Linked DNA regions of Homo sapiens: region 2 is linked to region 1. A link is a loop called in an ENCODE intact Hi-C map of the cell type or tissue named here. Cell type or tissue: psoas muscle. All regions are shown on one strand.

Region 1 (4,000 bases):
AATCTTTCAGACTTCACAGTGTTAATAATCCCTTTAGACTCATAAAGAGCTTATTGGAACCAGCATTGGAATTAATTGAATTTGTAGTCTCACCAAACACAGACAGCAACTCTATTATTAGTATTCAGATTACTGTGGTAGGTTTTGATAATTTTTACATTCTTTATGTTAAAGGGGCAGTATCAAATTAAAGACAGCAGCCTCAAGCCTGTTCTATGTCCTCATTCATAGTTCTTCCTGTGGTTCAATCAAAAGCAAGATATAAACCATGCATTTACTTAGTGTCTACATGTTTGTTACTAATGGCTCTAAATTAGTAACAATAAAGCCATTTCATAGTTTATTTTTAGGCATTTTTTTGTTCCTATTAGAATTCTTCTCTTTAGGGAAGGCTTACTTTTTATGTCCTAGTTCATTTTTTATTTGGCAATATTTTCCAACTGAACTTCCTTTCCAGATTCTTGTTACTTATATAGTTTGGCTTTCAGAACCTAATAGAAAGATCAGCTTCTCAATGCTAGGGACAGCTTGCACAGATCTTTTTTTTTTTTTGAGATGGAGTCTCGCTCCGTCACCAGGCTGGAGTGCATTGGCGCCATCTCGGCTCACTGCAACCTCTACCTCCAGGGTTCAAGCAATTCTCCTGCCTCAGCCTCCCGAGTAGCTGGGACTACAGGCTTGCGCCACCACACTCAGCTAATTTTTGTATTTTTAATAGAGACAGGGTTTCACCATGTTGGGCAGGATGGTCTCGATCTCTTGACTTCGTGATCCGCCCTCCTCGGCCTCCCAAAATGCTGGGATTACAGGCATGAGCCACTACCCCCGGCCTTGCACAGATATTTCTACTGCAAAATATAACAGAATGGACTTGGAGCAAAAAGACCTACATTGTGGTCCCCACACACCAATAACTACCTGTGTAGCTCCTCAGCATCGGTTTACTGCTTCGAAGAAAAAAAAAAAAAAAAAAAAAAAAGGCCAGTGTGGTGGTTCATACTTATAATCCCCGCACTTTGGGAGGCCCAAGCAGGAGGATCACTTGAGCCCAGGAGTTCAATACCATATTGGACAGCATGGTGTGACCCTGTCTCTACTAAACACACAAAAATTAGCAGGGCATGGTGGTGCACACCTGTGGTCCCACCTACTTGGGAGGCTGAGGTGGAAGCATTGCTTGAGCCTGGGAAGTCGAGGCTGCAGTGAACTAGGGTCGCACCACTGCACTTCAGCCTGAGTGAGAGAGCAAGACCCTGTCTCAAAGAAACAAGAACCCAAAGAGGAGGGCTGATTTCTAACATCACTATCATCTCTGAATTATTTCTAAGTCTCTGCCTTTTATGATTATAATTATATGGTGCTATAAAAGACTTACAAACACCTCTTTCTGTAGTGAATCATAAATAGTTCTGTTTTCTTATTTATTGTACTCCTTATTGCTTTAGGAGGATAAGGAAGACTATCGTCCCCACAATTGCTTGTTTTCTAGCATACTGTCTTTTGGGAAAGATTTTTGCCTTAGAACCTGAATGTGTGTGTGCTCATGTGTGTGTATTTGGTGTGTGGGGTATATTGCCTGTGATGGGTATGTATTTGTACATACCAGGGGAGGAGGTTACAGAGAGAAGAAAAGGAGTACTATTTATAAGCATTTTGTTTAACCACTACTGTCCTAAGCTTCAACAAGTTAAAAAAAAATTTGAGACAATATACATCTTGAGCATAAAAACTATGTCCCATTCTTTATGAGTGCTTCTAGATGGCAAGTAATCATATAAACCGACCAGTCTCATCAATCATTGACTCCTTAGTGAGCATCTGATAAGGGATTGGCCTTAGCAGTAGGTGTTATAAGTAACACCTACTTATACTTACTTACCCTTACTTACTTACTTACCCTTGACAAGTTCATACCCCAGTTGAAGGATACAGAATCAGAATTTTGGGCTTGCAAGAGTTATCAAAGTTCTTCTAGTCCAACCTTTATCCCATGAAATCATTATAAAGATTAATGACAACCCAAAAGAGATCATTTTATAGTAGAAAATCCAGGCACACTCCACAAGACAGGACTCAGAAGACTGGCCATTTATTCCCTCATTCCACCAAATCTGTACTTTGTTTAGAGAGGTTTGTAAAAATGAAAAAGTAATACCCACACTATAACCCCAACTAAAGTTGAAAGAGAGGGCTGATATGCATTGATGAAACACATTCCCTACATTCTCCTTCTCTCAAAAAGCTAAAGATCTTTTTCTACCGCTGGTTGATTTGTTGGGAAGACAGAGGAGAGAAGGGAAGGGTGACTGCGTGGATTGGAGAAACCGCCTCCTCGCTGAGCAATTTCACGTAGTTGCCCTCCCTCTAGTGGTCAAAGTAGAGATGGCAGCTTTCTGGTTCAGTCTTAAAGAGTCCGCCTGGAAGAAGGAATAGGGGTTACCCAACCCCCAAAGTTTTGCCTATCTAATTTGGAACCTCAATGCTAAGTTGTAAAACAAGTTGCCTTACAAAGACTTTTCCTTAATTAGAACATCTTGCTTGTTTATAATGATCATGGCACTTACAAAAGACCATATGTCTTTGAGACGCTGCTTGGCAAGACTTTTCCAATATTTACCAAATCTATTTTGTATCCCATGCTAATAATAGTCCAGTGGGTCCCCAGGCAGAGGGATGGAGACAGAGGACTTCTCGTTTCTTCTATTACTCAGTGTTCTGCCTTCAGAATGTGAAAGACCTCTCAGTTTCTCTGAAAGGACTGAAATAGAGCTCAAAGTTTCCCAAATGCTGTTATTTTGGGAAACGTTTGTTTCAAGGGCTAAATTGTCATCGTTTGACAAATCAACATTGAGCAATGCTCTGCACTTTGTAACACACACACTTTAAACTATTCCTTTAAAAGAAACTTTGAAATGAATGCCAAATCATTGTATCCACAATATAATTACGTTCTTTAGGTGGTAGCTTTTTAGTTCAGGAAGGAACAAGAGAGGTATATTCTGATCTAAGAGGGTGAAATTGATGTCTGGCATTGGTAGCAACTGTTCCGAGGTCACTCAGCTGGACTTTTCCTCACTGTGTAACCCCGACTGTGCTGGGTGTTTAAAAATAAATTGAGAGTGAGTGGATATGCCTACAATATCTGTCATCAACATAACCCCCCAAAAATAAGTAATCATTTTGTTTCATTTTGTTGATGTGGCAATAAAGAATGTGCTCAGTTTATTTTTTCACTCCTTAAGTCTGATTTTGGTCATCCAGGAGACACAGCCACCATCATTCATTTTGGCACAAAGTTATGTGGCAATTTATATAGAGACCTGGGAACTAACTGGTTAGGTTTGATGTTATCCAAGAGATGTTTAATTTATGTGAGTCTTTGAAAGTCAATCAGACATGTTTTTGTGTGCAGGCTACATGTTTTACACTAAGGGTCTCTTTTTTTAGTTGAGTTGTAATGGGGGAAAAAAAAAAGACCCGGAATTCTTTTTCTCAATAGTGATAACTCCACAGTTCTAGGTGGCATAATCCTTTATTGCAACGTATTCTATATAGTTTGAATAACTATTATTACCAAGTCTTTCTCCCTACTTGGGAAATGGTGGCATTATCATCTATTTATGAAGAGCTTTGAAATAGCTCATAGCAACAAGAAATGACCATTGAAAGTAGCTAGCACATATTGACAGCTTAACATGTACCAGCCAGTATTTAAAGGCCTTAGCCCTGTTAACTTATTTATTTCATAAAAGAGGCCTACTATGCAATGACCATTGATATCCCCATTAAACAGAAATGGACCTTCAGTTTCATGAAGGTGTCTCCACAGTATCTCACTAATTATGACAATATTCTTGTGAGACTCTTAAATGCTTCATTTTTTATATTCTTTATTAATAGCTATATTGTATACATATGACACAGGACTATGTTTCTTTTTTAAAAATGTATCTGTCATAGTTGCTGCCTTGAGTTCCTTGAGGGCAGAGTCTGTGTTTTA
Region 2 (4,000 bases), 1.5 Mb before region 1:
TCCATGTCATACTGTACAGTTTAAGTAGGAGAAACCTTTGAGTCCTTCCCCTCTCCATGTGAACCTACAGAGACTTTGCTTCTCACACGTGTACTTATGGGTAGCTCTTTTGGTCCAGGGCATTAAAAAAAAATGAAAAACAGGAACTCTTTATGATTTATGAAGCAAACAAAGATTACCTGGTTCAAATGACTTTGATAAGACCCTTTTATAATTTGTCATCTAATTCACTTCAAACATCTTATTTCTAAATTCTTTTCTTTTTCATAGGATTAGGTCGAAGAGCTGAAGACCTTTCTGCTGAACAACATCGACTTGCTATCAAGTAAGTGAAGTGTAACGATATATTAACAAGCCCTTTGCATATCAGTATCTAGAGATTTTCCTCATTTAAAAATATCTACACATTAATTCTGTTCTATGGATATAATATCATTTATTTTATGAATCTGCTATTGATGGACATGTGCATTGTTACCAGTCTTTGGTTTTTACAAGTGATTAAGTGATGAATAACCTTGTACTAGGTCATTTTGAAATGTGTTAGGGTAGAACTGTAGGATAGAGTCTCAGAAGTAGAATCGTTAGGTCAAAGAGTAAATAGAACTGTACCTCTGCGAGGCTGTCCTTCCCTGGGGTTGTTATGTTTACTCTGGAAGTATTCTTACTGGCCATGTGTCTTGGGGGTCCTAAAGAATAGTGAATGATCAATGTCAGTGTGATTAAATGCCACTCTGAAAAAAGATAGGAAGTAGGGCAGGAGAGGTGAGTATAGCTGAGTTAAATACAGGAGGAGGGCTACAGGTGGCTTTGCCAGTGTTGATGTGAAGTAGGAAGGGGGAGTGTTGGAGAAGAAGTGGGAGGGGAATAACTTTGATCTGAGAGTAAAGATGGCATGTGGGGTAGCACATCGGGTGCAGCCATGGTGGAGGGGCGGGGGGTTCCTGCTAGACAGAAGCAGGGACAACTGGCATAACTGAGGAAGGTTCCAGGTGGTAGAGGAGATTGACTTCTTCATTCCTGCATTAAGGAATTGGGACTTGGAAGCAGTGGAGCACTATTGAAAGATTCTAATGAATCAGCCCTTTCCTAAGCACAATGGAGGTGTAAATGCTGTAGGGCAGCAGTCTCCAACCTGTTTGGGACCAGTTTAGTGGAAGACAGTTTTTCCACAGACCCAGGGTTGCGGGTGGTGGTGGGGGGATGGTTTCAGGAGGGCCTTACATTTATTGTGCACTTTGTATTGTTATTACATCGTAATATATAATGAAATAATTATACAACTCACCATAATGTAGAATCTGCGGGAGCCCTGAGCTTGTTTTCCTGCAACTAGGTGGTCCCATCTGGGGGTGTTGGGGAACAGTGACAGATCATCAGTCATTAGATTCTTATAAGGAGTGTGCAGCCTACATCCCTGGCATGCACGGTTCACCATAGGGTTTGCACTCCTATGAGAATCTAATGCCGCTGCTGATCTGACATTAGGTGGCGCTCAGGCGGTAATGTAAGTGATGGGGAGAGGCTGTAAATACAGATGAAGCTTTGTTTGCTCACATGCCGCTCACCTGCTGCTGTTGGCCCAGTTCCTAACAGGCCACAGACCAATACCAGTCTGAGCCCCAGGGGTTGGGAATCCCTGCTATAGGGGATAATTCCGGCGACTGGTTAGCAATGACATTTCAGGGAGTCTTTATTCTATCTTGCTAGAACAGGCCTTCCAAAATGCCATTAAAGCACCACACAGAACAGTTCTCTACAGACTTTTTTCCCTCCACTACCTTGGTCTGTTACTCAGGAACTCAGGCCTGGTTGCCAAAGCAGACAACAGGCTGCTACTGCGGTTCTTCTGCGTGGCCTCTTTCAGTGGAAACTGGTTCCACCCATCATTTGTTTTGTATTTATGTTGGCAATCGGGAGGGAGTTTTCCCATTTGGAAGCATCTCGATCCGCTAACATTAGGTCAGGTTCCGCCCTGCTTTATGTTTATTACCTTCGTTTTGTCCTGTAGACAGGAAAGGTTGATGAGATAAGGACATTTCCCAGCCTGAGTTGCACTTGCCCTCGCCCAGCTCTGAGTGCCTACGGCTGTGTCTGGCCAGCAGAGGGCAGCATGGAGCTCTGTGCCTGCTGTGAGCCCCCTGCTTCTTTAACCTTTCCTTTCCACAAGATTTCTCCTCGGCTGACTTTGTAGAAACAAAACAAGGAAAGGTCATGTCATGTATCGAATCTACAGAGATAACATTTGTGTTTGCTTATTTACAGATTCTGAAGAAAAAGCAAAGACTGAAGACTTTTCAATTTATTTACTTTATTTTCACAGAGTGAAACCCTCTTTTTTGGAATACTTAAGTTACCTTCTCAATTTCATGAGTGTCATAGCTGGTCCTTGTAACAATTTCAAGGACTACATAGCCTTCATTGAGGGGAAGCATATACACATGAAGTTGCTGGAGGTGAACTGGAAGCGAAAAGGTTTCCACAGCTTGCCAGAACCTTCTCCCACAGTAAGTTTTTAGTGTCTAGAGAATAGGGTTTTGCTGCCAGGGTTGACTCTCTCTAATAATGGTTCTAATTAAGAAGCCAAACAGTTTACCAGAAAGCTTGGCCAATAACTTTTCTCATTTATTTAAAATACCAGTATAGTTACTTATTTGCAGCAGTTCTATTTTGCAGCAATGGGTGTTTATTTTACTGAGAAGCTCATTGGCTAGGAAAATGAAAGCAGTCAGTTCATCAGTCAATATTTAGTGCATACAAGGTGTCCAGCACTGTGGAGTTAACACGTTTGAATACTATGGGTGTTTTGCCTTTATGAGTTGAAATTCAAGTACAGCCAAAAGATGATATGGCATAGAAGGTGAGGGGGAGGGGGACCACGGAACTGGAATTACTGTGTTTTTCTTGTAGAGCTCACTTATTGCAAGGGAAACCAGTTTTACCTTGGCATGCCTAAAGCTTGCTTATGTTGACCTTGAGAGAATTTAAGATGACTTTTTGAAATAATATTTTAAAACTTAACTGAATTTTATCAATCTCTAATTAGTCAATATTAGAATAACTCATTGAACTTTACAAATATGCTCAATTTATTCAGGTCAAATATCCTATATTTAAGGGACATTTGTAATTAACGAAAGGAGTGGTGAAAATTGGAAAAGGAAGGAAATGAGGATAATTCAAGTTAAACATTTTGAAACTGCTAACGCCTTGGCAAAGACTATGAGTTAAGTATTTGAAAACTTAAGGGATTTATTAATTAGGTATGAGTTTTTAGATATTTTTGACATAGTTCAGTTCTCAGCACTTTATGGTTGGTCAAGTATCTCAAGTTCATCTGCTTTACCAAAACGATCTAGGAGTGAAGTCACCATGGTTGTGAGAGACACCAAAGTGACAGCATTTCTAGGCAGTATCTGTCACCTTAGTGTTTTCACGCTTCTCGTGCTTTTATTTATAAGGTAATGTCATCAGAGAGTCTTTCTGCCACTCTCCAAGGAAACACTTGCATTTTTGTGCACAGATAAGGTGAAGTGGTGAGGTTGCGTTTTAGTTCAAGACATACAGCTGGGAAAGGGCTGGGATCCATGAGCTGGTGCCTATCAGTGGTATAGCTGTAATTGTGGCTGAGCGTGCTAAGCACTTAACTGGGATCCAGGCACTGTTCACAGGACCTTGCAAATACTCATTCACTTAAACCCCAAGGTGCCCTCTGAGGAAGGTGCTATTGCTATGCCCATACTACCAATAAAAGTCTTTTTTTTATGAAGTCGGAGACTAGAGTTCTGTTGAATGTTGAAGGACATTCCTTGAAATGTCAGGGGAGCTAGGCAAAATCACTCTGTCCAGAGGAATTTAAAAAGTCAGCACATAATTAACCCCAGAGTAGACTATATCTAAACCACCCTGGAAGGCTTTCTAGAGCTCCCCATTACCTGCCCATGTCCTGGCTGGCCCAGGTATTCAATCACTTGCTCAGAATCCTTCGTACCTGAGCCTC

The links. Hi-C counts contacts between places; a loop is a spot of excess contacts. Peaks named below come from ENCODE experiments on the same cell type or tissue, not always from the same donor. Only the 100,000 strongest peaks of a DNase experiment are listed, where the experiment ranks them.
Region 2: a loop joins it to region 1, with 8 times the contacts of the local background. A loop is called at or near these places in 8 of 110 quality-filtered maps.

What each region holds. Positions count from the first base shown.
Region 1 is chr6:18,594,788-18,598,787 of GRCh38, reverse strand. The region is part of intron 4 of MIR548A1HG (MIR548A1 host gene); the gene reads right to left. Among named protein-coding and RNA genes, the nearest start is that of MIR548A1, 25 kb to the right of the region's middle. In psoas muscle, a CTCF peak has its summit at 2,364 (motif pointing left); no DNase peak of the experiment used is centred here.
Region 2 is chr6:20,125,024-20,129,023 of GRCh38, reverse strand. MBOAT1 (membrane bound glycerophospholipid O-acyltransferase 1) reads left to right here. Exons shown (of 13, transcript NM_001080480.3): 6 at 271-325; 7 at 2,324-2,507. Among named protein-coding and RNA genes, the nearest start is that of MBOAT1, 85 kb to the left of the region's middle. RefSeq lists a silencer at 2,013-2,140. In psoas muscle, a CTCF peak has its summit at 2,106 (motif pointing right); a DNase peak (open chromatin) is centred at 2,093; H3K4me3 peaks cover 1,152 bases; H3K27ac peaks cover 979 bases.